Regions from separate parts of the Mus musculus genome. Here region 2 is linked to region 1. The links are chromatin contacts, found by Hi-C or POLR2A ChIA-PET in ENCODE. All regions are on one chromosome and are shown on one strand. Each heading gives the region's core, a stretch centred on a gene start or an enhancer-like site at or near the end of the contact. The rest is flanking DNA. Distances are from core to core; before and after follow the strand shown.

Region 1 (4,644 bases), core at 703-3,202:
TTCTGTCCCCAGCACTGTCAGTGCTCTGCTATCAACTCTTCCGTGGGATCACCTCTGAAAGTTCCCACAGTCCTGCGCCCCCACCACACACACACACATGGATAGCGATTTTTCTTGCAGATAAAAAAAAGACTCCCCCAGCCTCCGCCGTTCGGGAGACTTTCCTGCTCATCCGGGATCCTAAAACTTGCTGCTCCTTCTGGCTGGGATCCAGAGTGTATCAACCCCCACGCCCCCAGCCCCTACGCGGCCCTTTGAGCTGGAGCTTACAGGCCAGTCTCTTCTCGCTGGGAATGTCACAATCTGCTCCACGACCTGCTCCACATGCCTCTGGTCCTTGAGCTAGGTTACCCCCCTTCTCCTCCGCCTCCTGGGTAAGCTCTTGGCCGTCCGGCAGCCTAGGGCCAAGAGCCCACTCCCACCCATACCCTACGGAGAGTGGAGCACGCTGGGGCTTGCCCAGGCGTCAGCGGGGGAGTCCACAACCCCTGAGCGAGCCTCAGCAGGTAAAGGGCAGAATTTCGTCTCCGCCTTCGCTGTCTAGAGCGAACCTGAGTGACCCGCTCTGACTTCCTGAGGTTCCCGCACATGCGCGTCTGGCGGACCGCAGCCTGATGTCCAGGCAGAAATGCTAGGAGCGCACCAAGCCTTCGCCTATGTTGTATTTGCAAAATAACCGGGTGAAGTACGGATTGCTATTGTTCTCAATTTGCAGATTCAGAAATCCAGGTGTAATGCATTCTCACCCAGATGCAGCCCTCCCAACATAGAGTTTTGCACAGAAACCAGTTATTCGTGACACTGGAGACTTGATGACTTGCACAGATCTGTGACAAGGGGAGAAGAGGGCAAGACCAAGAAGAGGCGAGATTCCCGATTGATCCCCTCTCTGTCTGTCCCCTCCCTAGGAAAGATGAGCCTCATAAGCACTCAGGTGGAGTAAGACTAAATCTAACTTCTTTACCCCTAACCACTCCATAGGACCAGCCCCGACTCCCTCCCTTCTGGGAACCCAGTTCTGCCTATCAAACCACTGGACTCATAGGGACCCTCTGAGCACATTGCAGGGGAGTTTCAGGAGGCTTCGTTGTGGTCCCAACAACTTCTACCCTGGGCCTGCTGGGCTAGGGAGGGTAAGATCAGGAAGAGATGGGATTCCCCCCACCCCCACCCCAGATGCACACAAACCTCTTTCCTTCTTCTAGGCCAACCTCCTCAGAGTCCCTCACTCACTGAGTAGGGGAATCCATCTCTGCCAAAGATGCCAGGTGAGGGCTACAAAACAGCCACTAGAGAAAGCCAAGAGGGCAGTGAATTGCAGCCACTTTACCAAATGGTTTGTGCCTCTATCTACCAATCTATGCAAAAGGTTTTATTTCCATGTCACGATGGGACAATACCTGATGAATGTGTCATTGTCGCAGTTTCTGGGAGCAAACCACAGGAGCCCCTACGGAGCCACCTCTCCCGAACCTCCTCAGCAGCTGCTCAGTTGCTTTATCATGATGCTCTGGGCTCTGGGAGCAAGAGAGTGTCAGACTAAGTGTAGACAGACAGGCACAGGTGCATGCTCTTATGCATTAGTCACCAAAGCCTTACCCACGTATTCATGTCCCAAACCATATAGATGGCTATAAATGTCTAGTCCCAGAACCCCTATGCTAGGTCACTGTGGGTTTCCCAAGTTTTGTGTCATAGAAAACGGAGTCTAGGACCAAACACCTCAGCCTGACCCACACCTCCTTCAGCATGGTCACCCGAAGGTCCAAGCTGAGTACGTTCTCCCAGACGAGCAGTGATGAGACCAGCTGGCCTCCTCTGGCACGCGGACATAGGCTGGGAAAGCTAGCCTAAAACCTAAGTCAACACTGCGGCCACCAGGGGGCACCCAGCTCCACAGATAAGGTGGGAGACCATGTTCTTGGAGCCAGAGAGGGCTCCGGAGGCAGAGTGTTGGCTGGGACCTCACATCATCATGACGACTCAGGGAGGTAGTATTGTGATGCCATTCTCCCACTGAGGACACGTGCCAGAGAAAGGGACATCATTGGTCCTGACACTTAGGGCTGGAAGACTTGGGCCTCAGAATTTTCCAAGTTTACCCTGAACCAGCTTGTGTCTAGCTTGCGTCCAGCTTGCTGCATGACTCCAGGAATGTTACTTGACCTTGAGGTTGATGGTGGTGTGAGGAAGCAATAATTGGACCCTGGGACCAGGGGTCTATCCTCAGCCAGTACAGGGGCTTCAGGGCTGCTGTTTACAGGCAGGTTCCTATTACTCAGCGGGAGGAGAGTTTGCAAAACTCCATCGACTCCTATAAAGAACCCCTGCTGCCTGATGCAACTGTAGAATGCCCACCTAACAGTGCCCCCTCCCCACTGTGGCCCTACCAGCCCAGAGCCAGTACAACAGGCAGGAATTGGATTGGCAGTGTGGACCCCCTTTGACCCTCCTGCCTAATGCCATCCAGGGCAGCCAGATTGGGCAAGGCCACCGCCTGGATCTGGCAAAAGTTACCGCCTGCCTCCCAGGCAGCTGGAGCTGAGTGCTGGTAGCGCAGTCTTTCCCACGCTCCGTGATGCCAGTCTTGGCACTCCAGCTCCGCCCCACCCTTGCCTTGCTGGGCCCCGGGCACCCGGAATGTGGCTGAAGATTCTGTCCCCCTGGGCCACAGATTCCTGTCTCAGTGGGTGTGGGCGGAGGCCCGCTTTCCGCCCTTTGATCCCGGCCAACTCCAGCTAGCGGGCCACGCCCAAACCCTGCCAGCCCGGCCCAGGCGCAAGATGGAGGCGGGGCTAGTCTCGACTCCCCAGGCTCTCGAACTCTGGCTCCTAGAGTTCTGGCTCTATCTTGGAGTTCTAGCACCAGCAGTGATTGACTCCTTACTACCCAATGTGCAGCCTGATGCCGGTCAGGGCTGCAGCCAGACAAGGAAATCCGAGACTCTTCTAGTACGGTTTCTCTCGTGGTCGCTGTGAGCTGGGTGGTAGTTTGCCTATCTCCAATCTCTCTCAACAACTAATCCTGGGACATGGGATCGACTAGAGGGAAGGAGAGGCACCCTCTAAGCCCAGGAAGACAAGGGCAGCGTCTCAGAACCCAAGGGGATGGGCTAGTTCCGGAGTCCACCAGAGGTGGTCTCCAGAGGTTATGGGAGCTCCTGAGATGCGCAGCCATCTGGAGAGATCACTTGCCTCAGTTTCCCCATTTACTGGATAGAATGACAGTAATGAATATCCTGTTTCCACACTTGTGGTGGTTGGAGTGGGCTTTGGACTTACTCCATCCTTCCAAGTGGCCTCACTACGCTTTTCTAGTCGAGCCACGGAAGCCATCTGGCATTGCTTAGAGCCTTGGAGGACTGAGCCGAGGTGAGCCTCGCTGCTTCTGTGGGCTACCTGCCTCGGGTTGGTGTTGTCACTCCTGGTCAGTCCTTACCGCCAGTGTCTACCTGGCCACCGAGTGCGAGAGTCTTGCCATGTTCGTTCAAGTAGAGCGTCTGCTGCGGAAACTCAGAATAGGAACTCCACGGGGTCCTTTGCCTCCTAGGTTGGGGGTGAGAAGGACACAAGGAAGGAACTCTCAACCCGGGAGAAGGGGTCCTAAAAGGGCCTACTGGGTGTAGGAAGTTTCCCAGGGAACGGAAAAACTATGTGGCAGGACTCCTGAGCCACCCAGGTCCCTCGTGGCCGCTGACTCCCTCGGGACAGAATGGAGTAGGGGGGTGGGACGGGGCCCGCAAGCAGATTCCAGCACGGGGGTCAGACAAGCCCGCGCCTGCGCGCCGCCCGCCGGGTAGGGCGCCCGAGTTGGGGGTAGGGCGGGGAGGAGAGGACCCTGATCGCGACACACCCCCAGCGAAGGCGGGGAGAGACCCAGAGAGGCAGGCGGGAAGCGGACAGCGTGGGGCAGAGAGCAGGGGTGCGGCGGAATGCGCCTTTGTGCGCGCGGTCCTTGAGCTTGTTCTGGCGGGCCCAGCCGACCGCGCTCCAGCGTCCGCCCCCGGCCCGGTGCATACCTGGCGAGGCTGGGGTGCTGTTGGGCGGGGTTCATAGGCTGTCTCAGGTCTGTGCTGCGCCTTTGCTGACTGGAGAGGCAGAGGATCCCTTCAGCAAGGACTGGACCCTGCCAGGAGCCCTTCCGATGGCTGTAACCCTTAAGTCGTGCTCCAGTTCCTAGCCAGTGCAGGCTTGGCACTTAACGTGATGCAATGGACTGACAGACCCTCAGGAAAGTGGCTAGGCTAGCCTAGGGCAAGGCTTCGGAGACTGATCTCCCAAATTATAGGTGTCTAGAGCCAGGTGGCTGCTGCAGCTCATGGCTGCAGAAGGCGACCGACTGGCCAACTGAGATTACTATTGGGTAGAGAATTTAGTGGAGTTTCTCTATAGTTCTGATGGAAGAGGAGCTGGAAGCAGGCTGTAGAGCCCAGGAACTCAGAGGTTCCTGCATGAGGCACAGACTGTGGGGAAGGAGGCCAGTGGTGGGTGCTGGGAGCACCTGAAAGCATGGTGATCGAAGAAGCATATTTTAGGATTGTGTGTTTCATCCCTCATGTGACCACAAACCCTTCTAGAACCTTCATCATTGACTTAAGTCGTACCAACCCTGCTGTAACCTGAGGTGAACATAGCCTCCCTGGGC
Region 2 (4,774 bases), core at 786-3,285, 41 kb after region 1:
TAGTAGTCACCCTCAAGGTTGTAGCAGCGAGCACCGTTGAGGCAGGGGCTTGGTTCACAGAGATCCATGTCCACCTGCAGGTAAGGAGTGGGGGATGTATTTGTGAGTATCCAGCTCTATATAGAAGCACTGTTTCGTATAGACAACCAGGCCTCTCTGCCTTAGACCCAGCGGTGCCAAGCTGAGCTTGAAGCTCCCACCCACCCAAGAATGTCTGAGCACCGTCAGCTGGACGGAAACACCTGTGGGCCACCAGCCCCCTCCTGCCGCCCTCGCCTCCACAGCAGCCAAGCTTCCTCTGCCTCCCACAGACAGCATCCGGTTTTGGCTCCTCCCGCCGGCAGGAAGGCCAGCTTCTGACCCCCATGTTGCCAGGCTGCCCTCAGAGCCAAGAGAGGTCCTTCCTACAGCCAGCACCACCATGCTCTGGGGACCCGAAGTCAGAGGCCTCTGCCACGGGCCACTAAGAAGCCCACAAGGCCAGAGCAAAACCATGTGTAGCTCAGGACAAGGGAGATCACCCAACAGGGGTCAGGGTAGCAGCCGTGTGGAAAATCACCCGTTTCTTCCCAGGCCCACCCTTGACCCATGATGTCCACACATAAAATATGCAATTCTGCCTTTGGGGGTCCTTCTTGCAGGCTTCCCCTCTGCACGGTCCCATACAGGGAGTGAAGCATATAAGATTGTTGAGACAAGGGACAAGCCTGGCTTTGGTGACCCTCCTAGACAGGGCTCCCACCAAAGCCCCTCTAGGTTATTACCTCACAGTGCAGCCCAGAGAGGCCCCGTGGGCAGTGGCAGCGGAAGCCATCCACCAGGTCCTCACAGATGCCACCCCGGCGGCAGGGGCTGCTGGCACACTTGTCGTACTCTAGTTCGCAATGGCGACCTCCAAAGCCCCGCGGGCACACACACTGGTACCCATTGACCAGGTCCTAGGTGTGTGGACAGGTGGGTGGGTGAGCGAACCTCATACAACCCTGCCTGCCTCCTCCAGCCACATTCCACCCTCCCAGACTTGGCAGCCCCCTTACCTTGCAGGTGCCCCCATGCTGACACTGCCCATGGCAATCGTTGATGTCTGGAGGCAGAAGGGCATGCGGGTGGGGTCAGGGGGGCCCTCTGTGCTCCCCAGCCCCGCCCACCGGCGCCGCCCACCCATACTGACTGATTTGGCAGTTGATGCCCTTCCAGCCCGGGAGGCAATCACAGTAATAGCCGCCAATCAGGTTTTTGCAAGAAAAAGCATTAAGGCACGGCTTCCCTTCACACTCATTGGCGTCTGTGAATGAGACAAGGGAGCTGTGGGGCTCGGGCCCCACTCACCCACTGGGCCCTGCACCTGACGCCCGCAGCCCCAGCAGTGCCAGCAGCAGCAGCAGCAGCAGCCACATGCACAGCACACAACCCATGCACAGACAGTCCCCCCCAGGGAGCCCTTACCCAGCTGGCAAGTAGCCCCCACCCACTGCTCCGGGCAGATGCACTCGAAGCCGTCCACCTGATCCACGCAGGTACCACCCGCTGCACATGGGTTAGAGGCACACTCATCAATGTCTGCAGTGGGGGAGGAGGAAGAGAGAGAATGAAAAAGAGGTAGGTAGGTAAGGGTGTGGCCAGCAAATGAGAGGACGAAGTCAACGGGTACAGACTATGGCCAGTGAACGTGGGATCGTGTCTAGTTAGTGTAGACCCATGGACAGAGGACATGGGGTGTGGTCAGTGAGTAGGGACACAGTACACGGGGTCTCAGTCTGCAGCAGGGAGTCACAGTCCCATGTAAAGCAGCAGGAACCGATTGTTTGGCTGCAGTGTCTGCTGTGCAGCGGATTCAACCACTCTGTCCACACCCCGAAGTGCTACCCACTCCTACCTTGTGAAGCCCCCAGACACTCACCGAGCGCACAGGTGGGTCCGTTCCATCCTGACGGACAGTGGCATTCAAAGCCAGATGGCACTTCGTGGCAAGAGCCCCCATTGGCACACGGGTTGGAGGCACAGGCGTGCTCAGCTGCAGAACCAGAACATGAGTGGAGCGATGCCCACTGAACTTGAGCACGCTTCCCCGAGCCCACCAGACCCAGAGTTCACAGGGGTACAGCCCACTGTACAAGGCAGTGAAGAAAGGCCTCAGCCAGGCTCCCCGAGAGACAGCATTCCAACCTACCCCGCTCGCAGTTCTTGCCCAAGTAGCCATCTGGGCAGGCGCAGAGGTATTGGTCAGGCTCAGCATTGATGCAGGTACCCCCGTTGACACAGGGGTGGTGGCTGCCACAGTAGTTCAGGTCTGGGCACAAGGGTAGGGCTCTCAGGGATGGGCCCAGTGTCAGAGCTTAAGGCCTGGCCCTGCCCACTGCCCACCATCTCTCTACCTTTGTCACAGAGCAGGCCACCCCAGTTGGTCTCACAGTCACAGTGCCAGGGCTCCACACAGCTGCCATGCACGCAGCCAGGGTAGGGGACACACTCGTCACAGAACTTGCCCTGCCAGCCGTAGCTGCACCTGGGGGACCGAGCGACGAGGCCATCAGCCGGGCAGATGAGGAAGGGGCATGGGAGGCAGGCACAGAAGTGCAGGCTACCCCTACTGGGTGGTGGTCCCAGAGAACAGCTCTGAACCAAGCAGGGGTTACGGCCTGCCGGCCAGTCTCGCTGTCACAGGCATTCCCGGCCACTGGCCGAGATGGTCAGCCCAGCTGTCCCGTCACTCCCCCTGAGCTATTCTAGGACTCAGCTCTGAGCCAGGCGCCTGGAAGGAAGGCCCAGCCGGGGGAGGCCCAGGGGTACAGTGCCAGGTGCTGCTCACCAGGTGCTGCTGGGACACAGCAGCAACTGGGATCTGAGAGGGATGAAGAGGCATCAGGAGAGATCCTAGCTACCCTGGTCCAAGGGCTCTGTGACCTTGGGTGCCGCCCATATCCTCACTGCTACTCAAGGGCAGAGGTTTCTCTGACTCCTAGGACAGTCCAACCCAGTGGCTGCCCAGCCAGCCCTATGGGAGCGCCACACTGAGTGGGGCTGAACCCAACACATAGACCCGAAGACCTCGTCAGAGGCCGTAATCTTACGACCTGGCTCTGACCACACTGGGGACTAGTGTAGCCTCTGGGGAGTCCCTCAGGATGTAAGTAGGTGGCCAGCACAGAACCAGCAGGTGCGAGAGTACAGGGCTCCAGTAGGGCTGCCCTCTGGGCCCTGGACAAGACTCTGGGGGCCCCTTCCTTAAAGGCTAAGGTCCTGTGGGGCAGGAATGACGTGCAGGCCACGTCACTTCCACGCTGACACCCGCCACAGGAGTTATTTTTATAGAAGGAAAAACCACAGCCCTTCCTGAGCTGCCCTGGAGCCACGCACACAGGCACTTATCAGCCCGGCTCACCCAGGCTCACATAGGGAAACTGAGGCTGGCTCCAGGGTCCAGCCCGGAACGTCCAAGGCAGGTCCACAGTAGGCCTCCCCTGTCTCTACTTGGGAGTCTTCTCTCCAGGTGATACGGGGAGTCGAGGGGCAGAGAGGGCTGGGACTAGCCTTGGGTCATTCACCAGGGAACACCAAGGCTAGCTTTGAGCCCAGACCCCGTGAGCCCCAAGGGCAGGTTCTCCACCCTGGGCGGGCCATCCCACACCAGACCCCACCTTGTGGCTTTCCTGCCAGCCGTTCCAGGGCCTGGGGAGGGTGGCAGGAAAGCACGGCCATCTCCGCAGTAGCATCCGGCTGGGGAGGGGTGTCCTCTGCTGAAACCTGAGCTCTGGACAGCAGGAGGCCACTTGGCCTCACCCTCTGGCCCAGGGAGAGGGTGGCACTCACCTACCACCCCCTACCCTTGCTTTCCTCCCCAGGGCTCCTGCCTGTGTGCTACCCACAGCCTTTCTGCACGGAGGGACGGAGGGACGTTGCCTCATCTTTCATCTCCCTCCAGCACTGACCACTTTGGGATGCTGCTGGTATAGCCGCCAAGATACCGTAATATACCTTGGGCTACAGAGTGAGTGTGGGGTTAAGAGTAGGCTCCTGTGTTTACCACCAGTGGGGCACATCTGCCCAGAACCCACGCCCAACTCCAGCACACTGCTCAGAGCCGGGCTGTGAAAGACTGCACTGGGGCAGAGGGCTGTGTGGATGGACGATTTCTGCTGCCTGTCCCACCCCCCATCTCCCTCCTTGGATGTGGCTCCTGGAGTAAGAAGCCAGCCCATCCTGAGACAGGTGCTCCTTGCACTGCCTTGAGTCCTGCCAAGACTGTCTGAAACCACACTGTGTGCAAGTGGCACCTGGGATGTCTCCACTGCACACCCATCTCTTTCTGCCCAGGGACCAGCCTAGCTGCTGAACACATCACTAATGCCACTATACAACCCCTCCCCCAGCCCATCTCAACTCCCCAACTCCCTGGCCAGCCTCTCCCGACCAAACAGTACACGTCCCCATCGTCCTCATCCGAAAACACACGAGGTATACCCACTGCTCAGAGGGCACCCAGGGACAGTGAGAACCAGGATGGCAGGAGGGCCTTGGCAGGCCTACTGCTGTGGCTCCCCTGAGTCTAAGATGCTCATCTCTAACTCTTTTCCTACACCCTCCAACCCCCTGGGCCCCCACGTTCCCAACTCACACATCCCAGGGTGCCGACCTTTGCCTCTCTCTATCCTCTACCCCTAACTTAGCCTCATCACCTCCATCACCTTCATGAGCCCCAATGGCTTCTACTCTGCTCTGGGCTGCAGGATCCCCTCTCTGTCCTCCTCACCTGTCTGTCTACATGCCTCCAAGT

What was found. Hi-C counts contacts between places; a loop is a spot of excess contacts on that map. ChIA-PET counts read pairs that join two places held with the same protein, here RNA polymerase II (POLR2A).
Region 2: a loop to region 1 is called in a map of heart, with 4 times the contacts of the local background. The contact joins the enhancer-like site here to the promoter of 1700127F24Rik in region 1. A Hi-C loop is called at or near these places in 12 of 37 maps with a recorded cell type or tissue (Patski, adrenal gland, gastrocnemius and 2 more). POLR2A ChIA-PET finds 5 or more read pairs at or near these places in 2 of 5 experiments (both embryonic stem cell).

Annotation. Positions count from the first base shown.
Region 1 is chr12:112,873,874-112,878,517 of GRCm38, forward strand. It overlaps 1700127F24Rik (a long non-coding RNA gene), which reads right to left and starts at 1,953. Exons shown (of 6, transcript XR_873068.2): 1 at 1,740-1,953; 2 at 1,401-1,517; 3 at 1,189-1,289; 4 at 271-827.
Region 2 is chr12:112,914,434-112,919,207 of GRCm38, forward strand. It overlaps Jag2 (jagged 2), which reads right to left. Exons shown (of 26, transcript NM_010588.2): 6 at 2,376-2,506; 7 at 2,171-2,290; 8 at 1,901-2,014; 9 at 1,447-1,560; 10 at 1,172-1,285; 11 at 1,038-1,084; 12 at 765-938; 13 at 1-74. Among named protein-coding and RNA genes, the nearest start is that of Mir6941, 3.7 kb to the right of the region's middle. Within about 2 kb of position 2,036, at least 2 of the 3 ENCODE cell types and tissues checked have a DNase peak (open chromatin) inside an H3K27ac peak, as active enhancers do; they include gastrocnemius and heart, where a contact is called at or near this core.